2 separate regions of the Homo sapiens genome follow, and region 2 is linked to region 1. A link is an interaction called in ENCODE POLR2A ChIA-PET data of the cell type or tissue named here. Cell type or tissue: PC-9. All regions are shown on one strand. Links, peaks and the distances in the headings refer to the core of each region. The heading gives the core; the rest is flanking DNA. Region 1 overlaps RALGPS2 (Ral GEF with PH domain and SH3 binding motif 2). Region 2 overlaps FAM20B (FAM20B glycosaminoglycan xylosylkinase).

Evidence for each region. Peaks named below come from ENCODE experiments on the same cell type or tissue, not always from the same donor. Only the 100,000 strongest peaks of a DNase experiment are listed, where the experiment ranks them.
Region 2: POLR2A ChIA-PET joins it to region 1 with 32 read pairs; 2 of 35 experiments call an interaction of 5 or more read pairs at or near these places.

What each region holds. Positions count from the first base shown.
Region 1 is chr1:178,890,363-178,894,765 of GRCh38, reverse strand. RALGPS2 (Ral GEF with PH domain and SH3 binding motif 2) reads right to left here. Exons shown (of 20, transcript NM_152663.5): 15 at 2,459-2,536; 16 at 742-847. Among named protein-coding and RNA genes, the nearest start is that of ANGPTL1, 21 kb to the right of the region's middle. In PC-9, for the core only: no CTCF peak of the experiment used is centred there; no DNase peak of the experiment used is centred there.
Region 2 is chr1:179,030,374-179,034,776 of GRCh38, reverse strand. All of the region lies in intron 1 of FAM20B (FAM20B glycosaminoglycan xylosylkinase), which reads right to left. Among named protein-coding and RNA genes, the nearest start is that of FAM20B, 6.7 kb to the right of the region's middle. In PC-9, for the core only: no CTCF peak of the experiment used is centred there; a DNase peak (open chromatin) is centred at 2,316; H3K27ac peaks cover 3,315 bases.

The DNA of each region.
Region 1 (4,403 bases), core at 77-4,076:
ACATTTTATGTTAAGAAAACATGGTGAAACAAATGTGTACAATATTTTCCCTCTTATCTGTGGTTTCAGTTACCCACAGGCAACCATAGTCTAAAAATATTTATTGGAAAATTTGAGAAATAAACAATTCACAGGTTTTAAAATCATGTGTTGTTCTGAGTAACATGATAAAATCTCACACAGTTCTGCTCTGTGCTTCTGTGGACATAATCTTCCCTTTCTTTGTCCAGCGTCTCCACACTATATGTGCTACCCTTGTGTCCCACTCCCCACTGCTTCCTTAAGTGAAAAGAAAACTTCTTGGATTAAGGAAAGAAAAATTAGACGCTAAGGTTGCTAAGATCCATGGTAAGAACAAATTTTGTATCTGTGAAATTGTGAAGAAGGAAAAAGAAATTCATGCTAGTTTTGCTATAGCATCGCAAACTGCAAAAGTTACGGTTACTGTGTGGGCTTAAGTGCTTAGTTAAGATAGAAAAGGTATTATATTTGTGAATGGAAGACATGAACAGAAACATGTTCCAAATGATGGTAATTTGGTTTGGTACTATCTGAGGTTTCAGTCATCCCCGGGGGATCTTGGAATGGATGACCCAAGGATAAGAGGGGAGGACCTTATTTAATATTATTTCAAGTCTACTATAATCAGGTTTTATTTTAATTGTTTTAGTACTTTTACAGAGTCTTATAAATTTGCATATTTTTAGAGGTGTATTAAAATATAATATGATGAAATCTTACTGTAGGCTTTTTGCCTTCTTTTAACAAAGTTTTTCTCCTGAGAACACCTTGAATAGTAACAGCTCCTGGATATAAATGTACTGCCAAATCTTCTGATTCTGCAGAACTATAATAACGAAGAAAAGAACACATAAGAGCTTTTGTCTACAATAGTCATCAAGTAGGTACTTAAATAAAATGTAATTATTCTTAATTTTAAAAGTTTGTTACTTTATTCAGAGCTGAGAAGACACTGACAATTCTAAAGGTTTATTAATCTTGAAATTTATAAGCTGTACAAAAAGTTGATTAGAAAGTTATTAAAGTCAGCAGATGGTTAAAAAACACACTTTATTACATATTTGAACAGTATAATTTAGAAAGAATGCAGTAATTCACTTTAGTAAATATTAAATTAAAAATTTAAGATTTGTTTTCTTCTTCTTAACATGCCACACTGCATCACTGTTGCAACCTTATTTTCCACATAGAAACTTTAAGTCCTGGTAGGAAAAATGAGGATTCTATTTGTTAAAAGTATTTAAGTATATATAAAACTGAAAATAAAAATACAAGCTCAAAAAAAAAAAAAGAAAACATGCTTAATTTAATTCTAAAATAGCAGAAAGAAGTAATAAAGTCAATAATAATATATTTTAAAAACTAGCTTTCTGCAATACATTTTAATAACATTTAAATGGTGTCAATGGATAAGTGATTATGGCCTAATAGCTCTCCACGAAAGGAAAAAACCCAAAACTCAAGATTTCCTTTTCATGTATCTTTTAAAAAAAAAAAAATCACAAAATAACCAACACTTTAATATCTTTCCCTAATTGATTTAAGGTCCTATGTTTAATACAATAATTAATGATTTCTACATGAGCCAATAAAACATACATGCTGACAAAAATGTCACTGGTGACTTGACATGAGCTGCAGAATTCCTATAAGAGCAATGAAAACTAAAGTTTGCCAGTTTATTCCTTTGTGATTATTTAGGTGTCTTCAGAGTGACTTAAGAACCTATAAACCAGTAGAAATTTCATGCTAGAGCTATTTATATTCAGGGAGGTACATGCACGGAGATTAGACACCATCAAACTGACGTAAAGTTTGCTTCTGAAGTTTGGTATTTTGTTGTATTATGAACTGATTACCCATCACCACTAAACCCCACGTTCCCAATCAATACACCACCCTTATCTGCCTCCACAGCTAATAACAGTCCAAAAGAGACCTGGTTTAACCAGACAAACAACTGAATGAATATGAATTTAAATATACAAATGATTATTTTATGAAATAGACTCGTCTACATTCAGGACCTGTAGTTTATCTGAAAAACTTTTTAAAAAGACAAATCAAATATAAATTTATTAGCAAAGAAAATGCTTTGATTACAACTTATGAATAAAGAAGCAGATTTTTATATTGTTCATTCAAAAACTATCAGCATTAGAAAGACTGGTGCAGTTTAAAGGCTACCAACTTGGAAGCATTTTAAAATATGTAACATTAAGATGCAAGTTTTAGCAATTAGCTCTGTGGATCAGAAAGAATAGTTGAAATTTATCTTCATATTAGATCTTGGAAAGAAAGTTTTTCTAGGTAATTTGTTTAGTTTTTAAATCAATTAGTTGAGAAAGAAAAGAAATAACGTCAGACCACACCCATGTAAGCCAATCACCAACACCATAAGGGAGTTCTGTGACCCCTGAATGCAGGGGAATTGTACCTGCTGGCCTTCATGTGACTTCGATAGCCATTTCGTGCCACTCTTGTCACCGGGCCGAGAGAATGGTATAATCTGTTCCTGTTGGATTCCATTATAAATTGTATATATTACATATACTTTTATTCACACAGTCATTATCAATACCTAGAACAGTATAATAGTTTCTTCTTGTAATATAGCTTTCTAAATCTTACAAAAGGATAGTATGTGATTGTTCCTCTTTCTTTTTTAAAGCATGCAGCATAGATTTCAAAAAATTTTTTCTTCTACTATTGACTCTAGAAATACTTAGAGGTATTTAGTACACACCATATATTTACATATACATTCACTTTCACAAATCTGCTAAAAGAATTAAAGAGCTATTTATAGCCAAATAATAAAAAAAAAACCTCAAAAATACTTCAAAAATTCTTACGTTTCTATACCACTTCTTGGATTCTAGTTTAAATATGATGCCCGGATTTATATAAGTAATTCATTTTTATTATATGTCCCTATGAAGACACCTAAAAGCAATGTGGCTTGTAAACTCATGAGGAAAACTTTATTTTCCTCTTTATCCTTTATAGTAAATAAAAGAAATGAACTGAGTAATATAGGCGTTATATTATTTCTACATTAACTGACAAAGCCAATAAATGATAAAAATGATGAGTTAATACTTATCCAAAATGGCACATAATAGTTAAAAACAAAAAAAATAAAAACAGACACATAAAAATACTGATACTTCTTTGCCTAGGAAAACCCGAAAGCACTGTTGATAAATGATGTTTTAAAGGAAAAGCATTATTTTAGCAACTTAAACAATGTATTTGATGTCTGTCTAGAAAAAAAGACAACAATGTATTTGATTTCTGTCTAGAAAATAAGACAATGTATTTGATGTCTGTCTAGAAAATAAGAACAGAAAATGGTATGTCAACATTCAGAGTACATTTTTCAAGTTCACTATCCATGAGTAGTACTTTATATCCTAGTTCTTTATTCACTTTCTATTATTTCATGTCTGAATCTTGCTGGGCAGCATTCATTTCACTGTTCTCAAAATGTTCTAAGAGCCCACTATTTTAAACTTGGCATAAGAAAAGTAGCTTTTTTTAGCCACACATGTCTGCAAAGCAAAACACCTGTTATAAAGCAAAAAAATTGTTTTGAGACGTGAAGGTAACATCATTAAATACTGTCTTCATAAGTAACCTGCTGGGATGAGAACAGATTATTTAACACACCACCATTCTGGTTAGTCATAAGTCAAGCAATCTAAAAAACAATTTGGTTAATCAATATTTTTTAAATATAAAGATTACAGTACACTCTATAATCAACTTCTCATGGTTTTACGTTCTTTCTAGAGGGAAAGACAATTTGAACAAATTCAGACAACATGTCAAAGGCAATTCTTGTGTTTTTCACATTTCAGGCAAACCCAAATGAACAGATCAGAAGTAAAGGTTGCAAGAAAAATAATGCAAAAATAAATAAAAATAATTTGTTTTTACTTATTATTATCCCGCAAAACAAAGAGAACAAAAGTTGGGAACACTGATAATTAGAGTAGAAAGGATCAAAAGTACTTTGCAATGTAGAACTTATAAACAAAATCTTAATCACATAATAGTGAGAAATCTTTATGAAGTCACATAAAAAATAAGGATCTATTTTTCCAATTAAACAGCATGAAATTTATGATTTCAAATAAAATTTAATTTAAAATTGTTTTATAAATTGTGACTGATAAGGAGTTATGCAATTACACATTTTCAACTTCAGTATTAATATGACATTTAACATTCAATCTAAATGACCCGCTTGAGTAATGAATATAGGCATTTTCAGAAATTTAGTTACTTAGTTCATATACAAAAAAGGGAGCAATTGTTTTGGTCAAAAGCCAAATACCTTATGAGTCTGAAATGGCAGAACTGAAATGGTCAGTGAA
Region 2 (4,403 bases), core at 313-4,312, 140 kb before region 1:
CTGAGGCAAAGGGGTAGGATTTCTTAACTGGTATAGAATTATATTTATGCACACAATCTCTTTGCCCTTGATCCTGAGTAGGAACTACAAGGATCCTTTAACAAAATACTTTGGTAATTATTGGTTTGACTAAAACTCTGAAGGTTTGGTGAGTATAGGAGGTAAGACTTGAATTTGAATTTTTTGTAGACTGTCTGCAAAGACAGACACTAACAATTTATCCTATCAAGAGGTGGAGTCAGGGCCAAACATGCTGGTTTACACCTGTAATCCTAACACTTTGGGAGGCTGAGGCAGAAGGACTGCCTGAGCCCAGGAATTCGAGACCAGCCTGGGTAACACAGTGAGACCCTGTCTCCATTATTAAAAAAAAAGAGAGAGAGAGAGAGAGAAAGAGGTGGAGTCTGTTTTTCCTCCCCTTGAATCTGGGCTGGCTTTGTAACTTGTTTTGACAATAGAATGTTGTGGAAATGACTGTGTGCCAGTTCTGGGCCCTGGTCTTAAGAGACCTGGCAGCTTCCACTTTCACGGGATCTAGCTACCATGTAAAGAAGCTCAAGCTAAGACTACCAAATGCCAAGTGATCTATATGGAGAGAGGTCCAGCCAACCCTTGGCTATCCTGGTCACCCCAGGTGAAGTGCCAGACATGAAGATGACACTTTCAAGGACATTCCAGTCCCAGTTGTGGTCTGGCAGAATGTAGTCACTGTTGTGACCCCAGCCTATACCATTTGAGCAGGAACACGTGAGACCAGATGACCTATATAATTATAAGAAATAACAGGCTGGGCGCAGTGGCTCACACCTGTAATCCCAGCACTTTGGGAGGTGAGATGGGCGGATCACCCAAGGTAGGGAGTTTGAGACCAGCCTGGCCAACATGGTGAAACCCCATCTCTACTAAAATACAAAAAATTAGCTGGGCATGGTGGCACATGCCTGTAGTCCCAGCTACTTGAGAGGCTGAGGCAGGAGAATCGCTTGAACCCAGGAGGCGGAGGTTGCAGTGAGCCGACATCACGCCACTACACTCCAGCCTGGTGACAGAGCAAGACTGTCTCAAAAGAAAAAAAGAAAAAGAAAAAGAAAGAAAGAAATAACAAATCATTGTCTTAACCCACTATTATTTTGAGGTAGTTTGTAAAACCCAACATTCTCACATCTGTTCTGCTCCTATCAACTCCTTTTGGGGATAGTAAAAATACCAGGGGAGAAGACATAGGGAAATAAATTACGTGACTAAAAACAATTATCTCAGGGAGGGAGTAATCACTAAATTAACCATTAAGTGCAAATAAAAATTGGTTTGATAAATTGTTAGGTCATATTTGTAAATTATTATTAATGGCTTCTAGGAGCAATACACTCATTATAAAAGTTACATGTCATTTATATTTTTCTGTTTTCATTGTATATATTTAGAAAGATACATAATTAACAAAGTCTCTTAAAGGTACCACAAGAAGAAATAGATTCTCAACTGGATCATTTACTAAAATCCACTTGCATACTTCAGAGCCCTACTTAGACTTATGCAGAGCAATCAAGGCTAACCTCACACATTCACACACTGACACATGTCCGGTTTATAAAGCCTAACTTTTGTACTTCAGCCAAAACATAAATAGCAAAAATCACATCTTTTAGTGCAAAAAAAGTTAGACACACACACGCTTTTACCGTGGGCTGTCTGGTATACTGCCCTTTTGATTTTTCACTAGCAGTGACAGTAGGGCACTGTGCATATTATTATTAACTGTTATGAGTTTACACCCCGTTCCCTAGAAATAAATGTCTCTACTGATGGTTAGTGGCAGTGATAAGTAAAATTAAGAGCATTCAGAAGTCTTTTAGTATTGTGTGACAGTCAAGATGTCCAGAAAGTCAAAACCTCCAATATTAAACAGCATTACATGTTTATTATCTCAGTAAATGCTGAGTACCCTGGGAAAACCAGCCCACTCCTGCTTTGCTGCCTGCCACAACAGCATGCTATTCTTCCTTTCATCTTCACATGAGGGTCTTCAACTAAAAATAAAAACTAATACTAAGTAATAGCATTAATCAGTATCTATAGATATTTTTTCTTCTTTTCTGTGCTAATTATCCACTTAAGAAATAGCTTCTTAATTCACCTTCTTATTTTAAATATAAGCTTTCTGTAGCAGAGGGGTTAAAAGCATGTCCTCTGGATTCAGAATGCCTAGGCCTGGATGCTTCCTTTACCACCTAATGTGGGTCTTGGGAAAGATATTTAACTTCTGACCTCTCTGGGTCTCAGTTTCTGCATATAAAAAAATGAAACAAGAATACTATTACCTAACTCACAGGGTTGTTAAAAATGAATGAGCCAGCTACTCGGGAGGCTGAGGCTGCAGTGAATCAAGATCATGCCACTGCATTCCAGCCTGGGTGACAGAGCAAGATCCTGTCTCAAAAAAAAAAAAAAAAAAAAAAAAAAGAATGAGACCTCTACATGTGTTGTGCTAAGATTAGTGCCTGGATGACCCACAGTAATCACTTGCTAGTCATTATCACCATATCAAAAACCCAGATGACCTCCAGAGAGGAGAAAAATGACAAAGAAAACCCTCATTGGAATCAATATACCATAATGTTGTCTTCTCAGTTACATAGTGAGGGGCCAAATCCACACATTGCATTACTAAGAGTTTAGTAGTAATTAGTAGTCTTGTATTTCTGAGCCAAATTCTTGCCTAAATTTGAGAGGTAGATAAGACTAGGCAAATAGATATCTTCAGAGTGAGTGTCATGCAAAGCAGAAGACTGGGAGGCTGTCACTAATTTGGCCAACCTGTTTCCCTTCTCTACAAAGTTCAATTCTACCACACTCAATGTAACTGAAACAGATGGGAAGCATGAACTTATCCCACTTCACAAAAAAAGGCTAAAATAGAATGCCTTTCACAACTGTTTTCAGTTTGGAAAATTAGTTCTGTGTTTTAAAGATGACAGCTTTTCATGTGCTAAAGCCCTTAAGATAAGCCTTAAGAGTAACTTAAGAGTACAGGTGTAGAAAATCTAATTCTTACATAATCCAAATTGGTCCAAGTGTCAGGTTTTCCTTACTGTTTTCACTTCCATTTAAACATTTATTTACATCTGTAAACTCAGAATCACTTATATGAAATTCTCTAACAAGTTCCCTCTGAAGGAAGGCAACTAAAACCATTACCAGGCATTAATGAAGCATTAAGGTAGTCTTTCTTGCTGGATGTGAAAGTAAAAATGAAATAGGCAATAACTGAATAATTTCAATAAGTGAACTGAAAAAAAATCAATCTCTGCAACCTGTCCCATTTAAACCTTGATTTAGGGCAACCCTCTTCCTTGAAAAATGAAAAAGAAAAAAACTTTAGCTCATACTGCTAGCGAGTTCTGTTCTAAAAAACCAACACACGCAGTAATCTTGACACTACGTGGAAATGAGTAACAATTTGCATTTTCCTTTAAATAAGCCAGGTATAATGACACTTCCCAAGTTCCAGGTATTTCACAGCACAACTGTCAGTACAGAACCACCATTTAAGGCTAGATTATAGAAGGTAATTCCTGTATAGTGTTGAAATACGGCATTACAAATATTATAACATTTTCCTTCAGCTTTTCATATGCTTTCCATCTTTAGTGTTCAATTCACTACAGTTCTTGGAAAACCACATAAACTTTATACAACAATAGACCTCGCATTTTTAGCCTTATGTTCTATGGTACGTCAAGCTGACAGCCCACACAGGAGATCACTCTCAGAAGCAGGAGAACCTCAAACAGATCTGTGCTGAAATTATGGCTAGGTGGCTCCAGGCATGATCCCTCTGTTATACTATGAACTCACACACACACAAACACACACACACACATTTTTTTTTTTTTTTGGCACATCTGTCTCTTCTAATATATTGTGTTTTTTGAGGATGGGATAGATTTTACTCACGCTTTGTACTTCCAAGTAACTTAGCACTGTGCAGGGCCTGTAAGAGGCATCTGATAAGTGTTTGTGGAATAAAAGGAGAGAAGGGCAAAGGAGAAAGACCTTTAGGGTTATAAGAATTTCTTCTAAACTGGCAACTCTCTGGTTTAAAGACTGCCTCTTTCAGAGACAGGGGGAAATAAGTCCTACAATGAATTCAAGTATACAGTATATAAAAGATGCAGAAATAGCGAATATGTATACCAATTATATACACTCAATTTAAAGTTGCCACCTTCTGTATATCCTGCTTCCACCTTTCAAGGCCACTGCTATTGCCAACCTGGTTCCTAGTATCGGCTGGGATTAAGAGTAAAGACAATTTGGAAATGCTAAAAGGAAGAAAGGAGGTTGTCTAACACACTGCCCAAGGATGATACAAGACAGGGCTGAAATCAGATCTTCAAGTA